Regions from separate parts of the Homo sapiens genome. Here regions 1, 2, 4, 5 and 6 are each linked to region 3. Evidence: read pairs that join two places in POLR2A ChIA-PET (ENCODE). Cell type or tissue: HepG2. All regions are shown on one strand.

The links. Peaks named below come from ENCODE experiments on the same cell type or tissue, not always from the same donor. Only the 100,000 strongest peaks of a DNase experiment are listed, where the experiment ranks them.
Region 1: POLR2A ChIA-PET joins it to region 3 with 13 read pairs; 3 of 35 experiments call an interaction of 5 or more read pairs at or near these places.
Region 2: POLR2A ChIA-PET joins it to region 3 with 19 read pairs; 2 of 35 experiments call an interaction of 5 or more read pairs at or near these places.
Region 4: POLR2A ChIA-PET joins it to region 3 with 10 read pairs; 3 of 35 experiments call an interaction of 5 or more read pairs at or near these places.
Region 5: POLR2A ChIA-PET joins it to region 3 with 13 read pairs; 5 of 35 experiments call an interaction of 5 or more read pairs at or near these places.
Region 6: POLR2A ChIA-PET joins it to region 3 with 10 read pairs; 3 of 35 experiments call an interaction of 5 or more read pairs at or near these places.

The regions. Positions count from the first base shown.
Region 1 is chr12:80,835,146-80,839,145 of GRCh38, reverse strand. The region is part of intron 4 of LIN7A (lin-7 cell polarity scaffold A); the gene reads left to right. Among named protein-coding and RNA genes, the nearest start is that of MIR617, 4.5 kb to the right of the region's middle. In HepG2, a CTCF peak has its summit at 1,593 (motif pointing left); DNase peaks (open chromatin) are centred at 885 and 1,595.
Region 2 is chr12:81,077,192-81,081,191 of GRCh38, reverse strand. It overlaps ACSS3 (acyl-CoA synthetase short chain family member 3), which reads right to left and starts at 3,113. Exons shown (of 16, transcript NM_024560.4): 1 at 2,761-3,113. The coding sequence starts at 3,071. In HepG2, no CTCF peak of the experiment used is centred here; DNase peaks (open chromatin) are centred at 1,311, 2,171, 3,211 and 3,711; H3K4me3 peaks cover 4,000 bases.
Region 3 is chr12:80,934,391-80,938,390 of GRCh38, reverse strand. LIN7A (lin-7 cell polarity scaffold A) reads left to right here and starts at 457. Exons shown (of 6, transcript NM_004664.4): 1 at 457-750. The coding sequence starts at 669. MIR618 (microRNA 618) reads left to right here and starts at 2,558; the gene lies at 2,558-2,655. RefSeq lists a silencer at 1,120-1,329. In HepG2, no CTCF peak of the experiment used is centred here; a DNase peak (open chromatin) is centred at 1,620; H3K4me3 peaks cover 2,942 bases.
Region 4 is chr12:81,141,055-81,145,054 of GRCh38, reverse strand. ACSS3 (acyl-CoA synthetase short chain family member 3) reads right to left here. Exons shown (of 16, transcript NM_024560.4): 5 at 1,808-1,948. Among named protein-coding and RNA genes, the nearest start is that of MIR4699, 15 kb to the left of the region's middle. In HepG2, no CTCF peak of the experiment used is centred here; DNase peaks (open chromatin) are centred at 1,784 and 3,654.
Region 5 is chr12:80,776,061-80,780,060 of GRCh38, reverse strand. No RefSeq gene overlaps it. Among named protein-coding and RNA genes, the nearest start is that of LINC01490, 15 kb to the right of the region's middle. RefSeq lists enhancers at 1,667-1,896, 1,141-2,340. In HepG2, no CTCF peak of the experiment used is centred here; a DNase peak (open chromatin) is centred at 1,810.
Region 6 is chr12:81,126,923-81,130,922 of GRCh38, reverse strand. All of the region lies in intron 2 of ACSS3 (acyl-CoA synthetase short chain family member 3), which reads right to left. Among named protein-coding and RNA genes, the nearest start is that of ACSS3-AS1, 3.1 kb to the right of the region's middle. In HepG2, a CTCF peak has its summit at 1,807 (motif pointing right); a DNase peak (open chromatin) is centred at 1,822.

The sequences.
Region 1 (4,000 bases), 99 kb after region 3:
CATAAGTAAATTTTTGGTGGAGAGAGATCAGTTGTTTTTCTTAACTACTCATAAGAGACTTTGACCTTTAAAAAGTTAAAAACCACTTCTAAAGATAGTAAGGTTTTGAAAAGGAATTTACTCTGATTCAAATGGCTCAGTACTCTAATTCACCACTGCAGATGTGTGAAGAGTTTGGTTTGAATGTGTTTGAATTGTTCCATATCTGCATCATTCCAGTTTGCACCAGGCACTTTGCATTCCCGGCTAACTGAACAGCCCTGGTCCACAAGCACTCTCTAAAGCCACTTGGCCCTTAGAGGGGAGCAGATGCTTGCATGAAGAGGGGAAAGACAGAAGCTCAGTCTTCAGTTCCCCTATAGGCCTGGCACACAGATCCCCAGCTTAATTCCAGCTAAGAGACCTCAAGTAAAGCTATTCTCACAATCTCTCTATTCCTAGAAGTCGTTAGCAGATGCTTTACCTTTCTCAGAAGCTGAGTGGGGGACTGTTTAGGTTATAATTAAATAGGAGTGCAAGCTGAAATTTCAGTTCTAAGTGCTGAAAATTTTTATTCTCGGCATGACATCATGTGACACTTCACTCACATTTGTGAAGAAGCCAAGAGAAGTACATTTATGTTGTTTTATCCCAGTCACTTTCAGAAGAGCACAAACAATGCAGCATGATCTGGTATATTTTGCAACACTGAGAAGGCAGTATTCTACCCCCCTTCATTCTGAGTTGGCTCACAATAAGAGATCTTTTAATTTAAAAAGCAGAACAGGGAAATATCGTGCTATCTCAATAGCACAGGTAACTATAGTTCACAGGTTAGAACAACTACATTCCCACCTGGTGATTTCAGCCTGCAAGAATGGGCACCAGGTCTCTCATTCCTTCATAGATCAACTTGAGCTTTGAGCATACAAGAGATTGTGCTGATAGTGTGTCAGTGCCAGAACACACTCACAGTCAGTCGGTGCTAAACGGCAAGTCTCTAAATGAGGGAAGCATTCCCACACATGGGATCAGACTGACCTAAATCTCTATTTAGATTGCTGGTAATGGGTATTTGACTATTCAGTTTAGTTACTGGTGCAGTCTTTCTCATAGTTATTTTTACCATTTATTGTTTGTGTTTTCCTTCTATTTGTGCTGTTATTTTAGCAATGCTTTTCTTTCATTCAACAATTATTTGTAGAGAAATTATTATGTGCCAGCTACTGAGCTAAGTCCTGGATATGGAGTGGTAAACAAAAAAAAAGGGTTATAATCTGGTAGAAAGTAAGAACATGATGATGATGATGATGATGATGATGATGAGGATGATGATGATGATAAATACATACATATAAATGTAACATATCCATCAGTTATCCCAGCCTAAGGGAAATGCTCCCAGTGATTTTGTTCAGGTTCACACTGGTCACAGTAACAGGATTTTTTAACTCCGTTATGTGTATATTAGTTTCCTATGGCTGCTATAACAAATTACCACACACGGTGGTTTTTAAACAACAGAAATGTATTATCTCACAGCCCTGGAAGCCAAAAATCCCAAATCAGTTTCACTAGCTCCAAACCAAGGCATCAACAGGGCTGTGCTCCCTCTAGAGGTGCTATTGGGGAATCTGTTCCTTGCTCCCTTCAGCTTCTGGTGACTGCAGCATTCTTTGATTTGTGGCCACCTCATTCCAATCTCTATCTCCATGGTAACGTTATTACCTTCTTCTCTGCGCCAAATCTCCCACCTCCCTCTATAAGGATACTTGTGAGTTCTTAGGGCCCACTGAGATAATGCAGGGTAATCGCCTCATTTCAAGATCCTTAACCTAATTGTATCTGAAAAGACCTTTTTTTCTATAAAAGGTAATATTTACAGGTTCTGGGGAATAGGACCTGATATTAATATCTTTGAGAAATTATCCAGTCCTCTACAATGTGTAAATATCATAAATCTAGAGTGCTTACAAGTGTATAGGGCTATGGAATGGAACCAGTTGTCCACAGAGCATGGGCACGTTGGTTTTCTAGTCTCAAAACAGCACACACTGAATATTTTCCACTCTACTCCTAGTTCTGACAATGCAAGTTCTTTCTTCCCTTTTCACTTTCAGACTTTTCTCCTTCTGCTTCTGCCTATCCAATCAATAAAGCCATTCAGACTCCTCTTCCTTCTTTCCCCGCCCCCCATCTTGCCTGGTCTTTGATGAGAAAAAAAAAAAAAATGTACGTGAAAACATGCAGCCAAAACATTCTGCTGCACAGCAAAGACCTTCAGATATTTTTCAGTCCTTTTTTACTCCTAAGGTGTGGGCTGAAGGAAGCAGAATGGGAGGGAAAATTCACAAAGAACACGAATTAATACTTCAGAATATAACATGGCCTCATAATTAAACACTGTGATAAGTGTTACAGAGGGGAAAGAAGAAAACAAGGAGCCATGTAATGGAACAAGAGAAGCTACTTTTAAAATATATATATATACATATTTATTTATTTATTTTTTGAGACAGGGTCTCATTCTGTGGCCCAGGCTGGAGTGCAGTGGCGTGATCTTGGCTCACTGCAAACTCTGCCTCCCAGACTAAGCAATCCTCCCACCTCAGCCTCCTGAGTGGCTGGGACCACAGGCACATGCCACCATGCCGGCTAGTTTTTGTATTTTTGATAGAAACAGGCTTTCACTATGTTGCCCAAACTGGTCTCAAACTCCTGAGCTCGAGCAATCCACCAGCCTTGGCCTTCCAAAGTGCTGGGATTACAGATGTTGAGCCACCATGCCAGGAGCTAGTTTTAATAGTGTTAGAAATGGCCTCTTTGAAGGGTGACATTTAAACTGAGATTAAGGAGAAGAGTCTGTTATCATAAGAAAGAGCTTGTGTGAAGGTCTTGAGATAAGGAAGTCCATGATTTGCCATGTAGGAGCAGCTGAAAGAACAAAGTGACTAAAGTATACATAGTGGGATAAGATGAGGCTGAAGAACTGATTGGGAGCCAACCAATGGAGTTTTAAGGTTGATACCCAAAAGTTTTCATTTTACTCTAAGTGCATTAGGAATCTGAAATCAATTCTGAAATCTGATGATATGCCAAGAGTCTCTAATACATCCTGAGGCTGTTCATTATGAAATGAAATGTATTCTACTTTTTTTTTCTGTTAGCTTATTATTATTTTTTGTATTGAAATTTTCTTTCTATATCCTTAAATCACTTGACTAGGATATTGCATATGATAACAACTTAAGAGCAATTTTCCCTTTTTTTCTGTCATCATATTTAATGAAAATTACAAACTTTTACTTTATTGTGAATTGATATTTTCAACATTTCAAAAGGGACTCATTCAAATTCAAGTTCTTATGGTTTCTCAGGAGTTAAGGTTATTCTAACCATAATACGTTTATTTACTCTTTGAGACTCTATTTTGTCATACGTAAAGCAAAAATAGCAATATCTTTCTCACAGGTTTAATCCAAAGATTAAATAAGAGAAAGTATGTAAGAGTGTCTGGCATTACGCTGGATACCTTTTAAATACCCAGTAACTATAAATTTTTTCTTTTAAATCAGATAATAGTCTTTTCTTTCTTATAATTTTATCTCCCTATAGAGTTAGACTCTCCGCCCAGTTTAAGTCATCTCCTCTGCTTTTTGTTTATCTTCAAGAGACAATAAAAGTCCCCCATTAAATACTCTAATTTCAGAGGAAATTGGATCCTTGTCATTGGTGGGTTGATTATGGGCAAGTCATTGGAATTTTTGGTGTCTTTATATCTGCAGGACTGATGTAACAACACCTGTCCTGTCTACCTTTCCTAATAGTAATTAGGATAAAAAAGAGAAATGATAAATACAGCATTAAAAGATAAGACTTATGCTTCCACAATTACACAGCATTGTTGCTGTATATTATTATTAAACAGCCTTTCACCAAACTTCCAGATGCATCTCTCCATGTTTCCTATTGCAACATTTTTCCTTAATTTACAAAAACAGAATATGTAAACCAAGTAATG
Region 2 (4,000 bases), 140 kb before region 3:
GTGAAAGCTAATATGCAATACTATTTATATGCTGAGACTTTTGATAAGCCTGTGGGTTCTGAGGGGAGTTTACTTTTGTGAACAACAAACAGACAAGCTTATAATGAAGAATCGCTCTTGCCTCTGGGAAGCCGAAGGGCATCAGAGACTGTGACTACACATATGCCAGCTCCACAGAGGAGAGAACAATTAGCTATAGCAATCTCGCCTTGTTTTGCTTAAGCACTTGGCTGTCAATATCTCCCTTCTCCAGATCCCAGCTTCAAAGAAAGTAAGTAAAGCTCCTTCACACCAAATTGTGCCTAAATCCACTTATCACCTCCCAAAGAGGTGTCTTGTTTTATAGCAACAAAAATCATCAAAGCTATGTATCCAGTTAGTTGACTCTCACTTTAAAAATTTATATGCCAGCTCTGCCTTAGATCTTGCGGATATAAAGCCAAACAAAATAAAAGTAAATTCAGTCTGCCCTTCTGTTTGGCTTTGTGGAAATTTGCTAACCAATCAGGACTATCTTCATTTAGGTATCCAATGCAGTCATAGATTCAAATTGAAACTACTGACTAACTGAAATTTAAGATTGGTCTCCTACGTCTACTTCCCTCCCAACCCTGCTTGCCCAACCAGAATTCTTTTAAGATTGAATCGCACTGCTGAAATAAATAGAGTCAAAGTTTTATCACTTCTTCACTTTGATTTTCTGGGCATGAGTTCAAGACTGAAAAGATAAAGAATTCAGATACGGTGTTATCAAATTGTGATCTATAAAAATATAGTGACCCTTTCACAAAATTTCTCATTAAACACATCTTATACACACCATTTAAAAAAATGTAGACAAGCAACTAGATATTACAAAGAAAAAGCAAATTATTGAAAAGGAAATCTCCTGGTCTTAAGCTCTACTTGCTGGGACATTGACACTCACTTCCAAAGCTCTCTCCTGGGCCTTTGCTGATCCCTAATTGTCCTCTCGAATCACTCCAATCTGTCCTTTCTCCTCCATTCTTATTGCCACTGCCTTAGGTCTGGCCCTCACTGTTTTTCATTTAGAATATACCTGTGGCTTCTTAACTGAATTCTCTGCACATTAGTTTTATAATGGAGATGGCCACATAAAATCATTTATAGTACCATATTTTATGACAGATATTTGTACACAGAACTTTGAGAAACAGTGATGCAATAATCTCTGTGCTTTCATCTGAGGAATACTAGGAGAGTTTCCTGCTCCTAAGATAATTATGGTCTGAGAATACAAAGAGAGCTATTCTTCCTCTAACATGTATAGGGTCTAGTGTATAAAGACATAGTCTTCATCCTTTACTAAGTTAAGCCTCCAATTATTTCCATATTTGCATTTCAGGAAAGTGAAACACAGAGAGATTAAGTCACTTGACTGTGAACACACAGTCAGTAACTGTGAGAAGCCAAACTCAGACCAGGTAGTCTGGCCCCAGAGTCCATGCTTTTAATCTTTATGACTTCTAGAAAGCAGGGACTAGGTTTTACTCATTGTTGAACACCCAGTGTCTTGTTCACTGTCTGGCACAGAAAAGAGGACCGATCAAATACTATTGAAAAAATAATTGATAGGAAGGGGCAAGGTGCTCAGATTCTAAAGGGAACACCATGTCATCCCCACACACTTTTGAGAGGACTGGGCATGGTGGAGACACAGAACAGGCTCTAGCCAATTCCATTCCAGATTTCTTGCTCTGACCACAGAGCCATTCGTCCACTGCAAACCTGACCATATCATTCCCCTCATCTCATTGCTGAGCAGTGTTTTTCAAACTTTTACAGGAAACATCCTCTCTAATGGCTGGCAGATGAGAGCAATCACACCCCCAGAGGGCAGACACATAAGGAGCCACACTCTAAGAGTATCACTGACTGTGCTTCACCCTCAGTATCTTAGCAAGCTTGATATTTATTCTACAATGTGTCTGCGTTTGTTGTAACGCAAAAAAAATCATGCTTATAACTTCTTATAATTCCAACTCCAGGTGGAAGACTTTACTCCTACCATGACTTCTAACATCACCTGGCCTATATCTATCTGTATTCTTTCTGGGTACCCCATACTGCAGCTTCATATACACAACAGGCCTATGGATCTGATCCAAGCTACTTAGCACAGTACATAAATCCCTTCCGGACCCAGCCCCTGACTCACCACTTCCCCTCCCACCTCTCCAGCCAACACAATCATTGGCAGTCACTGTCTCAGTCACAGTTCAAGCTGTTGTTCACCTCTAGAACTTTGATAATTAGGGCCTTGTCGACTTCGAGAAGACATACCCATCCTTCCAAACCCTTATGGGGTGCGATTTTATTGAAGTCTTTTCTTAACCCTCCCTCCCCATAGTAGGAGGATACTTAGTTATAATTCCCTAGTTTCTTGTACCGCTTGCTTTGTTTACCTAGTATCTCCCTTACTAGACTGTGCGGTCCCTGGAGGCAGGATCTTGTTTTAGTTTTCTTACTATTCCCACTGCCAAAGCAGAACCTTGCCAGTCAGGTAAATCTCCCGTTTATGGGACACTGGGTTCACAATAGGTAACAGGGTCTCTCAAGAGCAGAAGGCAAGAGAACTGACTATGAAATTGAAATGAAACACGAATTGAGGGGTCTGAACACATCTCCAGTTTCAATTTTCTTTCGTGATAGAATGCCAGATTCCAGGTCCCAGGGAGGTCCTGGCGCCCAAAAAGTTACCAGGGATGGGGGATCAGGGTTGGCACAGAAGTCACTCACCACCTGGTAGAGGGCGAGTGTTTGTTCTCCAGCGTTTTGGTCCAGGGCTTGTACCAGCTGATCTGCTCGGCAGCTTTGCCCCAGAACCTCTCGGGGTCGGTCACCGAGGCTGCGAAGTGGGTCTTGTACTCGCTGCCACTGCCGGAGGACAGTGCCCTGCATCCCCGGCCCCCGAGACCGCCCCGCGGGCCCGGGACCACTAAAGCCCTGAGGGCCGCACCGGCTCCCCGGGCCGGAGAGGACCCAGGCAAGGGCCCTCCGAGCCCCCCGGCGCTGGTGACTTTACGACACTGCAGCCAAGACGGTTTCATCTCCTCCGGCCACCCGCGGTCCCCGAGTGTGCGACAAATGGTACTCTTGCAACTTCCTGGGGCCTGAGGGAAGGGAGTAGGGGGCGGGGGCAAATTCCGAAGTGAGCCCAGAGCCCAGAAGTTTGGAAGCCACACTAGAGTCGCCGGGAAAAACCGACCTGGAGCGACCAGAGAAGCAACAGGCTAAAGTGGGGGCCCCGGGACAGGGGTGTCACAGCGCCGTTGCAGCAGGTTAGTTGCGCTGCTGCACGAGATCCAAACCCCAACATGCACTTCCAACCCCGCAGCCTTCCGGGAAAAATCGCGCTCAAACTCCAGAACGTCCTTCCGATTTCAACACACAAGTACTCCTAGGAGGAGGCCAACGGCCCATCTCTCAATTTTCAATCCAGCAGTTTGTACACGGCTGGTTTAATCTTTGGAAGGTCGTTGGTGGAGGTGGCATCGCCTCTGACCTGCAGGAAACCAGCAACTCGGTGCGTTGAGGCAAGGCTCTTTGATTGTTATTTATTGATTGATTGATTTTTCAAAATCAGCTCAGTCCCTGGTTACTAAAAACACAAGCAGCTCCAGGGCAAGGACTGCTCCGGGATTTCCTGACCACTGAGAGGGTAGGAGGAGTGGAAGGAGGTTGTGCCAGACAAATTGGGAAGTGCTTCTTGGGGTGATTGACAGGTCACAGGGAAGGTGACCCCACTGGGATGCGGATTCACCTGCTGACCAGACTCCGCATGTGATCTAGACAGAGAACAGATAGGACTTGTTGCATTGCCTCCCTTCTAATTTGCCTGCTTGGAGTTTCTGTGGCTTTTCTAATGAGAAAACAAAACAAACAAATAAACAAAAAACAAAAATAGGAAGTAAGTAAAGATGAATCAAAAGAGGAAACTGGGAAAATGTAAAAAGAAAGGTGGTATATAGTACTGTCT
Region 3 (4,000 bases):
GGTTTGCCTTTTTTTTTTTTTTTCTCCAGGCAATATACTCAGGTCCTAAATGAACATCTACTGATGGAACGCTGGCCTTTAGTCAGTTATCTTTATATGCCGTTATAGGTCAACATTCCGAAAAACTTCAACAGAAATTAACTGCAAATGTAATTACATCCCAAACATTTCTGATAATGGAAGCATTTTCTCTCTAAAGGGGATGGGATTATTGGATTGGCAATTTCTCTTAATCTGAGAAAACTCATCTCCCACTCCCTTCCCCATATCCCCTTTCCATCCTCTCTCTTCCCCTTATACACACACGCACCCGCATGCACACACGTATATTCTGACCATTTTATTAGAGTGGAAAGTTGAAAGGAAGCAACCCGCCAGCTACACCCACCCAGCGCTCCTGGGGGTGGAATAGCAAAGTTCTAGGGCAGAGCCTTCCCTCCCAGAGCCCGGCGATGCAGTCGCTCTCGGATACCTGCTCAGCTCCGCACCGCAACTGAAGATCTGCCGCCGCGGAACAGTTGCGTCTCCATCTGGCTACCAACCCACCCAAGCTTTCTTCTCCACCACCACCACCTTCCTTCCTTCCCCCTCCTCCCCCTCCTTTCCGTCTTCCCTCTCCACCCCCGCCCCCAATCTCCTCCTTTTTTTCTCACTACGAGCGGTTGCTGATGCTGAAGCCGAGCGTCACTTCGGCTCCCACGGCAGACATGGCGACATTGACAGTGGTCCAGCCGCTCACCCTGGACAGAGGTAAGGGAGCGGCTCGCTCGCCAGGCCACCGCGTCCCCTCTCCCCTCCTCCCTTCCCCGCCTGCCAATTCCCAACGGGACATGGGACGCGCTCAGGCAGGAGGAGAAGGGGAACGAGGACGAGCCAGGAAGGCGTTCGCGCCGAGAACAGAACACTTTCTTCCCCTTTCTCTCCCCGCTACGTTCCCGCTGCCCCTTCCCACTGTACTCGCCCCGCCGAGGGGACGCCTCCTTCTGGCTCTGGGGTCCCCGCTGCCACTCCCAGCCCCTCGCCGGGTCGTCTCCGGTCCTCTGGCTTTGTTGGAGCCGCTGCGCGGGGACGGCTATAGGCGCCAGGGGCTCGGGGTTGGAGAGGGGCAGAGAGCAAGCTCGCCCGGCCAGAGCCCAGAGGAGACCGGCGAGGGAGCCGCCTGTCAGCTTGCTTGGCGCAGGGGCCCGGGAGGAAGGAAGTTTGTCCAGGCGCCGGAGGGCGAGGGTCGGTCCAACTGCTGGAGTCCCGGCGGCCACTCGGGGGGCGGGCTGGGCGCACCCCTGGGCTGCCGGGCGCACAGTGGCGGGGCTGCAGCAGGCAGGGAGCTGCCCTCTGCCGAAAGGGCAAGGCAGAGCGCGGGGAGCCGAGCCCCAGCAGCCGAGATCGGCTCTCCGCGGCTTCGAGATCGAAAGCGGCGAGGGTCGCGTCTGCTCCCGCCGCCGGCAGCTCCCGGTCGATAGCAACTCTCGGCTTCTCCCGCGCCAGCCTCTCGTGTCCTCTCCCAGCTCGGTGCCACCGCGGCGCCCAGGCTGCGGAAGGCGCGGGGACAAAGCGCAGGTCGGGTTAAAATTCAACTTCTGACCTGCCACCCAGTGAGTCCTGCTCTCTGACTTGAACGGGGAAAGTGTTCGCTTCCTCCCCAGGACGCCCTCACAAGCTCAGGGATGGAGTCCTCCGCTGCGATCGGGGCCTCACTGGTGCACCCCTGTGGGGTTATACCTGTCCCTGAGTGTGTGGGTTTCCTTCCTGGCTCCAGCGTCCAGTGATGAAGGCGCTCGAGTCCTACGGCTCTGCAGAGGAGGACACCCTCTAGTCCCTCTCCGCAGCCGCCGGATTTAGGACCCTGGGCGGCCATTTGGAAATGGTGTACTCAGAAGAAAATGATTTAGTCCGATGTACCTCTAAAAATTTTCTTTCTAGAGGATTAAACTGAACGATGGGCAAGGCAAAAGAACATCCTGCTGAGAGTACAGTAACAAAGCCAGTGAACTCAGTTTGAGGTTTTTAATTTGGAGAGACTGTGGGTGACTTTAACGCAATCTGTTGGCGCCAGAACAGATGTTCTGTGGTGCCCATAGCAACCTTTCTTAGGGTAAGAGTTGAAAAATAAAATGTAATTGATTTTATATTAGAAAATGTTGATTTGTAAGCTGGCAAAATTAATAACAGTAGTTAAAGACCTCAGAAATCCATTGTATAATCCATGATTTTACCCACAATATCATCATCTGCACTAAGCAGGATAAATCCATTGCCGGTAAGAACCAAACAGATGGCAAGCTATCAGAAACTATGAGCTTCCCAAGTATTTATGTTTTAATGTAATGAGCTCTTATATTGTCCCATTACAAAATCACAGTCGTTAAACATCCCAAATCAAGTGACTATGTTAGGAGCAAAAACTCCAAGAAGATTGCATACCTGGGTCATTTTATATACTACCACTACTACTAATAATACAAATATTTCAATGTTGGGTTTTACCTTAGCCCTTAGATGCCTCAGTCGGTTGATGAGAGGAGGTGCTAATCGGACTAAGATTTATTTTTAAAGTTTGCTCTTGTTCACAGCCAAACTCTACTTGTCCTTCTGAGTGTAATTACGTACATGCAGTAGCTCAGGAGACAAGCAGGTTTACCCTGTGGATGAGTCTGAAAAAATTCATCAGCAGCTCATGGAAAATCTATAACCAAGAGATGATGGGTTATTGGCATCACCACTGAGCATAAAGTCAATATATATAAATATTGTTCTCCGTATCTTATTCAAATATGATTAATTACTTTCATTATTAAACTGATGAAGGAAAAGGTTCTAAAAATTTCCCTTCAAAAAAGGTGCATTTTTAAAGAGGCAACCCAGTATTACATATCTGGGTCCTAGCTGCAACTCTGATACTCACTCTGCATACATCAGCCTCTCTGGACATCAGATTCTCTCTGTGCCACATCAGGAGTTTGAATTAGATGATTCTAACACTGTGCAGCTTTAGCAGTCTATAATTCAATTAATTAGAGTTAGGACTCAGTTTTTGGTCACCTACTGGGAGATTTTCCAGATCACCTCTCTCCCAGGCTGCTTTGGTACCCTTTGATGCGCTCTAAATTGACTTGCTGCTTTGGCCCCATTAAAGCATTTATCACACTCTGTTGCATTTGTCTATCCCTATTGGATAGAACTCCGTGAGGGAAGAGACCATTTCTAAATTCATCTTTGAATTCTCAGTGTCTGCTATAGTCCCTGACTCACAGTACAATAAAAAAATAATGTTAAGTTGGTGTAAGTAAACTCAGGATAGCAGTAACTTAAGCAATGTTAAAATATAGTGATTTCCTAGTGAACTGAGGTGCATTTCATAGATTCACAGTATTTTAACCATGGAAAGGATGATAGTGATAACATAGGCCAGAGATTCTCAACCTAGCTTTCCCCTATACACTTGATGGATTGCCGTCAGTAACAATAGCTCACTAAAACTGTGATGTTTAACCAAGAGGAATTGTGGCAGGTGGGCAAAGGAGAGGAAGGGAAGAAGGTGCTTGACAAAGCCTCCCAAGGGCATCCCAGCAAATCTGAATATATAATCCACAATTTTAGAGCTGCTAGTTCTTTTTTGGTATCTTCATTTTACAAATGAAAAAGCATGAAAATGTGATGATAAGAGATATTTTCAAGTTGCTCTACTATTTAGTGGAGATTTTTATATTACAATTGAATTATTTTTGTTTGCTACCTTTTGACATCATACATGGATATAGTCTTCAGGGCAAATGTTTTAAGCAAACAAATCAAAGCTAGGGATCGAAATTAAGATTTACTGCTTTCCAAATTTGAAAGATATATCTGAAAGTAAGAAACTCAGAAGTCTGCACCTAGCTTCCTGGGTCTGCTCTGGGAAGTAAGCTTTTTCAAGGTCTAGGCTGGGCCCCAAAAGGATGAACAAGGTGATTACAGATTTTCATGGCCCTGTGCCTATCCAAAACTCTTTTTGATCTGCCAT
Region 4 (4,000 bases), 210 kb before region 3:
GTGGCGGGCGCCTGTAGTCCCAGCTACTCGGGGGGCTAAGGCACGAGAATGGCGTGAACCCGGGAGGTGGAGCTTGCAGTGAGCCGAGATCGCGCCACTGCACTCCAGCCTGGGCAACAGAGGGAGACTGTCTCAAAAAAAAAAAAAAAAAGAAAAGAAAAAAAAGAAAACCTGGAATAGCTAGGGTCCATCCTTATTTGGAACCACTTTTCAATATAATGCTCTGTGTATTGCTTTTATTTGATTTCTACTACACTGGCAAGTCAGCTTTTAATTTCTGAAAACCTTTTCTTCTGCCCCTCCCATAAGATCCCATTCCAGGTCACAGTGAATTTCAGTGACTTAAAGTCTTGAGGTAGCACAAATGTTTTTATAAGATTTCTTCAGGCTTTTAAGAAACTAAATTTTTTAAAAATTAAGTTATACTGTGTTTTCAGGGTCAGGAGTTTTCTCTCAGTTGATACTTTTATATTAGATCATAACTTTGCTGAGTCCCCTCTTATTTTATAGCCAAATGTTCAGTTGGACTCCAGGTGGCTAGTGTGCAAGGCAGAACTGGAAAAAGTGGAGGTTGAGAATTATGTCGAGCAGATTATATGGCATGCTTCAATAAATAAATCTTCCAATCTTCAATATGCAGAAATATTTTTCAAGTCACTAGAGTTGCAACAAAATCATAAGGCTTCAATTCTACAATGAAACAAATATCTTCATGTGCATGCATCTACGTATGAATTCAACAAAAATTTATTGAGCACCAACTACATACAGCACAATGGTAGACCAAAATATACTAAAACATAACCTGTGTCCTCAGAGAGAATATATTACCCTACCAAAAGTGTTCCTTTTCACAAGCAAGGTTTATATGGAACATCTTAAATTTCCTTTTAAAAAGCTAACTAATCAAATAGAACCACTATTCTAAGAAGATTAAGAAATGAAGTTTTCAGAACACTGATGCTATAGCAATCTAACAGTAATAAAGAAGCCACTGTCCTCAAGGAAGAGAATGATTATGAAAGTCCCGTCCCCTACTAAAATTCTACAATTCAATGAATATTAAACCACCTAATAAAGATGAGTAAGGAAAATGATACTGTTATCTTTTATAAGGGTCTATGAAGAAACAGTGTTATTTGGAGATACCAGGCAAAAGTGGTATTTGTTGCTATTTGACGCATCAATGAATATTGATGCTTTCAACTTTGCTTTGTAAAAACACATTTCATGGTAAACAGATTTAAAAATCCTTGAGTGTCTTCCATGCTGTAAATCAAATAGTTCAATACTTTGGATAAATTGCCTCTGTTCAAACTGCCTAGGCCAATTCTCAAAATCACATTCATAATAAATAATTGAATTCCCCTAGATCAAAAAATCAATTCTATACTGCATGAAACTTATACCTCAATCTAAAAGAATAAAAATATTTTATTTAAAATATATTTTTATATAATGTTATTAAACCAACTGATATTCAATTAAACATCTACTAAAGCAATTGTATATTTCTAGCATTTGAGACAATTCTGGAAGAAATGAGAGCAAAATATTTGATGTTAAATAATAAATGTTTTTATATTTAGCACTAAACACAAAATCTCTTTAAGATATGGAGTAACTGTGTCAGGTGAGATCACGCCACTGCACTCCAGACTGGGCACAGGAAAAAAAAATAAAAGCAAATGAAGTAACTCTCTAAACTTCAAAGTAAAGTCTGCAAACATTTCCAGTCAGTGATCAAACATTCTTGGTGCAAAGTAAATCTACTGCTATAGATAGTTATCTCTAAGAGAGTGAGTACCTTAGGTAACCCCGTTGTGCCAGATGTGTAAAGAATATACAGTGGGTGTTCTGAAAGAACAGGAACACAGTCATGTGACTGGGCTTTTGCCATCTCTTCATCCCAATCAAGGTCACGACCGGGAGCCAAAGGAACCGCCTCCTACACAGCAAAAATATAAGAATATGTACTGTAATAAGGAGATTAAATCAAGAGAACAAAAAGTAGCTAAATCTATTTAAGTCTGAGCATCTGACTGAAAATCTAGGCCTATATGGCACTGAACATCAGATTTATGACTAAAAAGTTCAAGTTCATGATTTAACATAAATGTTTATAAAAAGTCCAAAAGTTTTATATTCACTTCAACTAAACTGACAAAAAAGCATGTTTCATTTAAATCTAGAGATATCCTTTAGAAATTCAGTATAATGCAGTAATGTTTCCATCAACACTCATGGCTTAAATAACGTTTCATGTTTTTATAGATGTATGTACACTAATAACTTTATAAACTAATTTTTATTTTTCATAGCCTATTTATTTTATTTTGCATTTATTATCTTTACAATGATGTGTCAACTAAGCTATTAAAATTTCTCTTCATACAATGGCCTTTAGGAGTAATACCACAGCTACCTTTCCAAATAAGAAAACATTAATTCTTCTTCAGGAGTAGGGAAGAATTCTACTATTCCTTTTTGAAGACTAAAATCCAGTTTTGAAATTTAGTCAGAGTCTGTGATATATCTAAAATACAATCCAAGTTTTCCTCCTTCTAGTAAACTTTGTGATAATAGAGTCATGAGTTAAACAGATACTCCTTTAAAGAAATTAAATAGTCTTTTTTAAAAACAGTGACAATGAAATGGCCAGATGGGTGAAAAGCAGGGAAGTGGCTGATGGAAAAGTTACTCTGATGGGGAATTACAGCTATTTAAGTAGAGTTAATGCCCATTAAAAGCCTAGTTTTTTTCTTAGATGTTAGCTGAGCTCAAGATCACACATCAGGAAGTTTATAATTGGCGAACATGTTAGCACAAGCACAAGCAAAGTTATATAACACTCAATGAAAGTTAATGAGATCTACTATCTAGAGATGTATGTAACCATTTCATTAAAGTGATTCCTGAGATAAGCCCAAAGATTGAAAAATTTAGAAAAGACAAGCCACTTCCATTTTCTAAGCTGCTTAATACATTAATCAGGGTTGTAAAAACTGTTCATATATTTAAATAGGTACATTTACCAATTAATACTTCAATATAATATCACAAATATGATGCCTGTATGAATATGATACCTGTATGAATAAACACATTTATAGCTAACACATTTATAGCTGAATCGAAGACCCTGTATCAAGTTGAAGTTTCAGGCCAAACTGCTTTCTCCAGCCCCACTCTGATAGGTACTGGCTCTGCCATTTAGATAAATAAAATAGTTGACTATGACCAAATCATACGTTTCCATTTCTATTTATACAATGGATAAAAGCAACTAATTGCAAATTATCAAACTTTTGACAACACAGAGATCTATAAAAATCATCACACTGCAAAATACAAACATCAAATTGAGGATCACAAAAATAATTACAGGTTGATAATTTTGATAGGACTCTAATGAAATTAGGACTTCAATAAATGGTTATTCTTCAGGCTAAGAAACAGAGGTATGTGCAAAGGAGATCTGAGAAACAGAGGAAAAAAAACACTTTCACATATATGCATTTACTTCTATAGATATGTCTTTCCTAATTCTTATAATTCTTAAAAGGCGGTATTGGGAGAGCATAGGGGTGATTGATGCAATATCCTTTGATTCCATCATTGTTTGCCTGAGGCTTAGGTGTGGCAGCCAAGTTTTTACCTCCTCTTACAAAAATGCAATCCTGGTTAATAAGACACACCACTGAGCCTCATAATTTGTGTCTCTCTAAATTCAAAGCAAAGCCATTCCACTGGGCTTAGTTACTGCCAAAACAGCAGGTCTAATAGAAAGAACAAGAGATTTCTACAGCCCTCATCTATATCACAATAGAGGAAAGGGCCTGCAGAAAAAGAGAGAAGCTGAGAAAGTAAGCTAGTTATTGGAGGGGAGCAGGCAGTTAATCTCTATTAAGAAGAAAAGAGAAGAGACTTGCACATATCCAATGTGTTTATAGTGAAAGAAATAGCATATATCTTGTTGGTTACAAATCATTAAACTGGA
Region 5 (4,000 bases), 160 kb after region 3:
CTACTTCCATATGCCTGAGTCTGTATTAATGGTCCTGCCTATTGCCATTGCCCATCAGAACACAAGCCCCACTTACACTACAGTAGTTCTCCTCTGCCCCTAAGCCATTATATCAGGTACAGGAGATTGTGAGATTAATTACTGTTGTCTCAGCTGTAGCCTATAGAGGAAGATAAAAGGTGATCATCGAAATCAAAACATTTCTTCAGCTTTAGCCCACATTGTGTTCATCTGTGTTGCTAACACAAAGTTTTATCTGAGTTTTAACTTTTATATACCATATATATTCAACAACTAACTTAAACATTATATTAATTTGCTACTTCTACTGCCTCCCCGACACCAAGGATAGAAAACATAATATCTTGAAGGAAAATTATCATACATGAGAACTAATACCTAATTTTTTTCTTCCTTTAAGTTATAGTGATTACAAACACAAATTCAAGAACTATCCCACACAAACACAACGTAGTTCCAAAGAGTTTAATTGCTACCTGTTCCATAAATCTTTGCTTCCTGTGAGTTTTTGTTTATTAGCTGTATTTTTGTAGATAATAGGGTTGTAAGGGTGAGAGGCTGACTGTCTGCTACAAAGAAGGGACCCATAGAAGGTCTAGACCTGGATTTTTGTAACACAACAATCCAGCATCTAATCCTCAGCTTTGAAGATCCAGCTTTTCTGATTTTTTTCTGGGAAACCCAAAGAGACAGTCTCATTTAGCACTAGGTTTTTCAGAATAATTATTACTAGCACTCCATTTTGCTCTCAGAAGTGTCCCAATATAGATAATACATTATGTAGTCAACATATCTATAGGTGATATAGCACTGGAGAATCATTCATATTAACCTGCCTCAGTTCACAAGAAGCTTAGGATTCTTTTCTTTTTGCAATTAACCAAAACACAACTCACTTGAGCTTGAGAAGAAAAAAAAAAGAGAGAGAGAATCAATTACTTCCAAAACAGGACAGATCCAGGTCTCAGTATCTCAGTGTTGATAGAATTCTTACCTCTTCTTACCCTTCTGTCTTCCTCAGTGCTGCTTGTCTCTCCTCTTTTTGATCGTAGCTCTTGTTCTCTCCCACTGCAGTCATTTTCTCTCCTTTGGATGTTCCTCTCCTAGTCTCGATTCCATTCTTATAGCTCTTCATCTAAAAGAAAAACCAGACTCTTTCCCTCAGTGCCTATATCTTACAGGTAGTATCTGAATGACTTGGGTCTGGTGCTCACTTCTTAAGGAGATTATTATGGGAAATGGTAGCATGACTGGCCAGGTCTGGGATATATCCTTGTACCTCCTGGATGTCCACTTACTAGCTGTAGGAAAAGCAAGATGAGTAGGACACTAACACCTCTAATAGAAAACAAGTTAAAAAAAAAGCTAAAAAGGGACACAAATATCAAAATGGGGTTCAATTATAGGGGAGATAACACATCACTTGAGGAAATTAGAAAAATCTTCTTGGAAGAGATGCCAATTGAAATAGATGCTAAAAGTTGAGTGAGATTTGACAGTACGAAAGGAGTCTGAAATAGCACTGAGATAGACATTGACAAGAGGAAGATTGCTCTCCAAAATTTTGACTTAAAATAAGAATCATTTATTTTGTTACTCATCCTGAAAGTCACAGAATTAGGCTGAGCTCAGCCGGGCTGTTCTGGGTTTGACTGGCTGGGCCTCCCCATGTGCCTGTAATCAATTGAACATCAGCTAAGCAGCTCTGTTTCTGGGGTTGGCTGACTTCCAATTGAAGTGACTCAGCTTTTTTCCCCATGGTCTATTACCCTCAGTAGGCTAGTTTGGGCTTGTTCTCATAATAGAGGAAAAAATCTCAAGAGAGAGCAAAAGTCCACAAGACCTTCTGAGAGTTAGGCTCAGACAGGCAAAATGTAATTTCTATCACATTCTATTGGCCAAAACAAGTCACTAGCCCAGCCCAGAGTCAGCAACTGGGGGAAAAGTCTCTACCTCTTGATCATTGTAAAAGGCATTTATACACAGAGGAACAGAAAATTGGGCTGCTTTTGCAATCTACAACAGTGTTTTACCGAAATAAGATAATTAGAGAAGTATTTTGGGTAGACAAAGCTATACTTAACAGCTAACATTTATTGAGTTGTATTTTTTTTCTCTAATTTCATTTTTATCCTGACCTTTATCTTTTGTCAGAATACTTAACTTGCTAAAGTGTCTGACCCGTGTCCAATTGTTCTTCTCACAGGAAACTTATTTACACTGGCAAATGCCCTTGTGACTCTCACCAGACCTGTGAATAGTTTATTCCTACCAAGATAGCCACTCTGTAGGAGAGCCCTGACTGGAAAAGAAGTTAGGTTCGGGTATGTTGGTCGTGTGAGATGCAGAAGAGGCAGCACAACAAAACACATGGTATATTAATCCGTTTTCACACTGCTAATAAAGACATACCAGAGACTGGGTAACTTATACAGGGTAGATGTTTAATGGACTCACAGTTCCACATGGATGGGAGGCCTCACAATTATGATGGAAGGCAAGGAGGAACAAGTCACGCCTTACATGGATGACAGCAGGCAAAGAGAGAGCTTGTGCAGGGAAACTCCCCTTTTTAAAACCATCAGATCTCGTGAGACTTATTCACTATCACGAGAACAGCACAGGAAAGACCCACCCCCAAGATTCAATTACCTCCCACTGGGTCCCTCCCACAACATGTGGGAATTGTGGGAGCTACAATTCAAGATGAAATTTGGGTAGGGACACAGCCAAACTATATCACATGGAATAATAGAAGCAGTTTTATTACTCACATATACCCTAGAGAGAAGAGAGCAGCACATTTTTCAGGACCGACAGGAAGGAGGGAGTCCAGGACACACACTCAACTGTCAAGTGGGGAGCAAGAGAGATAGAGTAAGAGACCTGAGGTCCAAAGACTTTATTGGGGTTCAGGCCATTTCCTAGGTAGATTTCCGGTGGGGAGTTACAACTGGTGGGTTTAAGAGCAAGTGGGCAGTTTGATGCAGTCCTGCAGTGACTGAAAGGTGGTCACTGTGGCCTATCTACAAAGCACATGCCACATGTGGGAGTGGGTAGAGCAAGTAGGTTGAATGTAACTATCTCGTAGGGAAGTAGTCACCAGGAGGCAGTTAATGAGACAGATATCTGAATGAAACACCTTGAAAAACTGGGAAGAGGTGGAGAACTGAAAACTCTGTCAAGGGTGACTAAGCTCTGCCTCTTGTATGAGGAAGTCAAACCTATTAACTCATTGAATATGGAAAGTCAAGCCATTTACATTCAAAATGGATGTTGAAGCAACATACAATTATAAGAATTCATTATATTTGTACTTACTATGTGTCAAGTGCTGTTCTAAGAACTTCACATATATTAACAGATTTTAATTATTGTGATATCCTTTATTTCAGAGAAACAGACTACCTGCATATGAACGTTTAGGCAGGGTTTACTAATAGTAAAGGAAACCTAGCTGGGTCTAAAGTTAGGAATTCCCTGCACCCTGGGCTGTTGCTCCTCATTAGAAGTTAAGCTACCCAGCATAGTCACTGCTTAAGTTCCCAGCTGCCTATGTAGAATGTGACAAATAATAGGATAGTTTTGACTTTCTTCTTTCAATCCAATTGCAATCTACTGAGGCAAATATGATATGATATTATATGTTATAAGATCTCATGTTTACATATGAGAGTAATATGTTTTTATTGGGCCAGAATTATAGCTAAGATTTGAAGATGAAATAGAAGTTAACTGCATATTCCCATACTCTAAAGAAAGCCATTATATTAGTCTGTTCTCACTCGGCTAGGAAGAAATACTTGAGACTGGATAATTGACAAAGGGAAGAGGTTTAATTGACTCATAGTTATGGATTGCTGGGGAGGCCTCAGGAAACTTACAATCATGGCAGAAGGCAAACGAGAAGCAGTCACCTTCTTTACATGGCAGCAAGGCGGAGTGAGTATGTGTAGGGGAAATGCCAGATGCTTATAAA
Region 6 (4,000 bases), 190 kb before region 3:
TTGACAAACTTGACAAAAACAAGAAATGGGGAAAGGATTCCCTATTTAATAAATGGAGCTGGAAGAACTGGCTAGCTATATGTAGAAAGCTGAAACTGCATCCCTTCCTTACACGTTATACAAAAATTAATTCAAGATGGATTAAAGACTTAAATGTTAGACCTAAAACCATAAAAACCCTACAAGAAAACCTAGGTAATAGCATTCAGGACATAGGCATGGGCAAGGACTTCATGACTAAAACACCAAAAGCAATGACAACAAAAGCCAAAATAGACAAATGGGATCTAATTAAACTAAAGAGCTTCTGCATAGCAAAAGAAACTACCATCAGAGTGAACATGCAACCTACAGAATGTGAGAAAATTTTTGCAATCTATCCATCTGGCAAAGAGCTAATATCCAGAATCTACAAAGAACTTAAACAAATTTACAAGAAAAAAATCAAACAACCCCATCAAAAAGTGGGTGAAGCATATGAACAGACACTTCTCAAAAGAAGACATTTATGCAGCCAACTGACACATGAAAAAATGCTCATCATCACTGGTCATCAGAGAAATGCAAATCAAAACCACAATGAGATACTATCTCACACCAGTTAGAATGGCGATCATTAAAAAGTCAGGAAACAACAGGTGCTGGACAGGATGTGGAGAAATAGGAACATTTTTACACTGCTGGTGGGAATGTAAACTAATTCAACCATTGTGGAAGACAGTGTGGCGATTCCTCAAGGATCTAGAACTAGAAATACCATTTGACTCAGCAATCCCATTACTGGGTATATACCCAAAGGATTATAAATCATGCTACCATAAAGACACATGCACATGTATGTTTATTGTGGCACTATTCACAATACCAAAGACTTACAACCAACCCAAATGTCCATCAATGATAGATTGGATTAAGAAAATGTGGCACATATACACCACGGAATACTATGCAGCCATAAAAAAGGATGAGTTCATGTCCTTTGTAGGGGCATGGATGAAGCTGGAAACCATCATTCTAAGCAAACTATCACAAGGACAGAAAACCAAACACCACATGTTCTCACTCATAGGTGGGAATTGAACAATGAGAACACTTGGACACAGGGCGGGGAATATCACACACGGGGGCCTATCATGGGGTGGGGGGAGGGGAGAGGGATAGCATTAAGAGAAATACCTAATGTAAATGATGAGTTAATGGGTGCAGCACACCAACATGGTACATGCATACATATGTAACAAACCTGCACGTTGTGCACATGTACCCTAGAACTTAAAGTATAATAAAAAAAATTCAAGACCTTGTGTGAAACAAAGATCTCAAAATCGCAGGTCACAGCCAAATGTGACCAAGATGTATTTAAGTTGGGGCCATATCACATTTTAAGAAAATGAACCAGCATATTAAATTTAGTAGGTTTCACATACAAATCTAGATCTCCAGTTTCTCTAGAAAAATTGTGAAGTCTAGCAGCACCAGGCCTGTGTTCTTGAATAACAGCAATCAATTGAACCAGATGATCAGCCTAGTGGTTTGCCATAGAACTCACTATTCCCAGGGGCATTTATCATACAGCTTGCATTTTTTTTCATTCTGAGTTTAAAATATATTTTTTACCTCTTATTTATTTTATGTTATATGCTTACACCATAGTTCCCTAACCATACAGAAAGTGTGATACATACCTACAATTGATTTTTCTCCCATCCACCCTCTTCTGTAGGCATCTGAGTTGTCAACCACTGCCCTGAAAACAATTTTTAGTTAAATGAGGCTGCACCAGTCCCGTGTAACCACTAGATGGAGTCTATTTGGCCTTGCTTGTTTCAGCTGCTCCTCAATGTTTTGATAACCTGATAACCACACCAGAGCTGGTCTACAGACAAAAGGTTTACAGAATCAATAGTACGATTTTCTTTTCCAGTAGTTTTCAGGGCTAAATGTCACTCTGGTAAAATTTTCCATTATAATTTGTAAATCTAAATATATATGTATGAGAATATGCATGGGAAAACATATGAGTTCATAATCACTCAAATAAAGTATTATTGGAACTCCAAAACAGAAGGCATTTGATACTGCTATTTCAGGGTTCACCTAGTTTTTATCAACTTCAGGTGGAAAATTATCAAAGAAGAAAACAGGTATTATTTTTATGGAATGACATATTCTTATCCTACCATAAATGTCTGAGTGTAGAGTTACAATTTCTATTATTAGCAAAAGGGAAAATATTTTAATATAGGTTGTTTATAATAAATAGTTTTTCAACTGAAGAAAAGTTAACCATGTGCCGTTCACCCAATTCACATTCATCTTTGCACCTTCTTAAATTTGTTTTTAAATTTGTCAATAACTTGATGGTTTTACACAAGGATAGACCAGTAAAATTGATTTTCAGTCTGACATCAAGGGCAATACAGATCCCAGGGGAGCAAGGCCAGCTAGCATGAGGATACTATGCTACCAATGTGTGAATTACTGGGCTGCGAAGGAAGCCTAGAGGAAATGAAAAAATGTATTTATTTAGATATAACAATGTGTGACTCTTCCCACTAGAAATTAGATGAATCATTTTGGTACTAATTTAAAGCCATTTTAACACATAAATGTCCTGTCATTGGTTCAATTTATGTAGTATCAGCTGTATGTCCTAAACTGAGGTTAAGTCTACAGGTACAAAAATAAGAAGGAAATGGTTGGTCCTTACACCAAAGAAATTTGGAGTCTGGAAAAAAAAAATCACATACAGGAATAATAATTGTAAAGAAAATGCAACAACTGAAATTTATATATTATAAAATGGTATGCACATATATTTGGTTTATAAATAACATAAATATAACATATAATGCATCAGACAGAAGTAAAAGCTTTAAATTTCAGTTATAAAATGAAAACATATTGCTATGAATAATGAAAACTAAATTAATAAAAAATTTTATGTTATCATTCTGGAAAATCTTTCAAAAACAGTCTTTGGGGTAGTATAACTTTGTGACCAGATGCTCATAGCTCAAATATAAAGATTAGTCAAAATTGGCAAAAAGCTATGTTCTACAGAACAAATTATCACTTGCTTCACAAATAGCAAGTGTGCTCACCTAAGGAAAATCATGCTTGTACGAAAAAAGATAGTTCCCTAGTTTCCAAATTGTAGTAAAAATGCAGTGATCATGGGCAACTTCAAAACCACATCAAAGAAAACTGTATGAAAAAGCAGACAGGGAATGCATATTTTCAAAATGCCACAATGTTACATTGCAAACCCTGGTCTAAACCGTAACAAAAAATAAAACTAATTTAAAAACCAATTATAATATCTGAGGAAACAGATTACTAAAAGTATGGATAAATGAATTGTTCTTGAGAATATGTATAATTTCCATAGAAAGAGTTATATAAAATACTTGCACCTTACTTTTAAACATATTAATCATACACATTTTTGTTTGTTTTACTTGTACACATACAGGCAGCCATTGAAAAGATTAAAATTTTAACTACAATGAACAACTTATTCTTTAGTCCATGCATTAACTATGCATTCAGGTAAATATCTGTGAAAATAATCAGTTATTCTAAAACTGCTTAAGATCTGGAATGATAGTAAAACTATCTTTTTTGGAAGAGAATTTTTCAGGAATATAAATATTTTCATATAACATAAGAAGCTTCTAGAAATGTAACATTTTTAGACAGTTACAATTTATTAGATACAGCATTGAAATAATTTTCATTGAAGATGATATTATGCTAAGCCAATTTATTTTGAGATATGTCTCTTAAAACCAGGAAAGTTAGAGATGTTATCTAAAAAAGAAAAATCTTTCTTTTAAAGATGAAAACATTACATTTACACTTACAAGTAAAATGTATTATTATTTATCTAAAACACAGAGGAATACTTATTTTATATTTAAGAATCGCATTGTATTAAATTTTTCAAGAACAATTACAAAACGCTATCTTACATTCAAAATAGTTATCTGATAGTGGT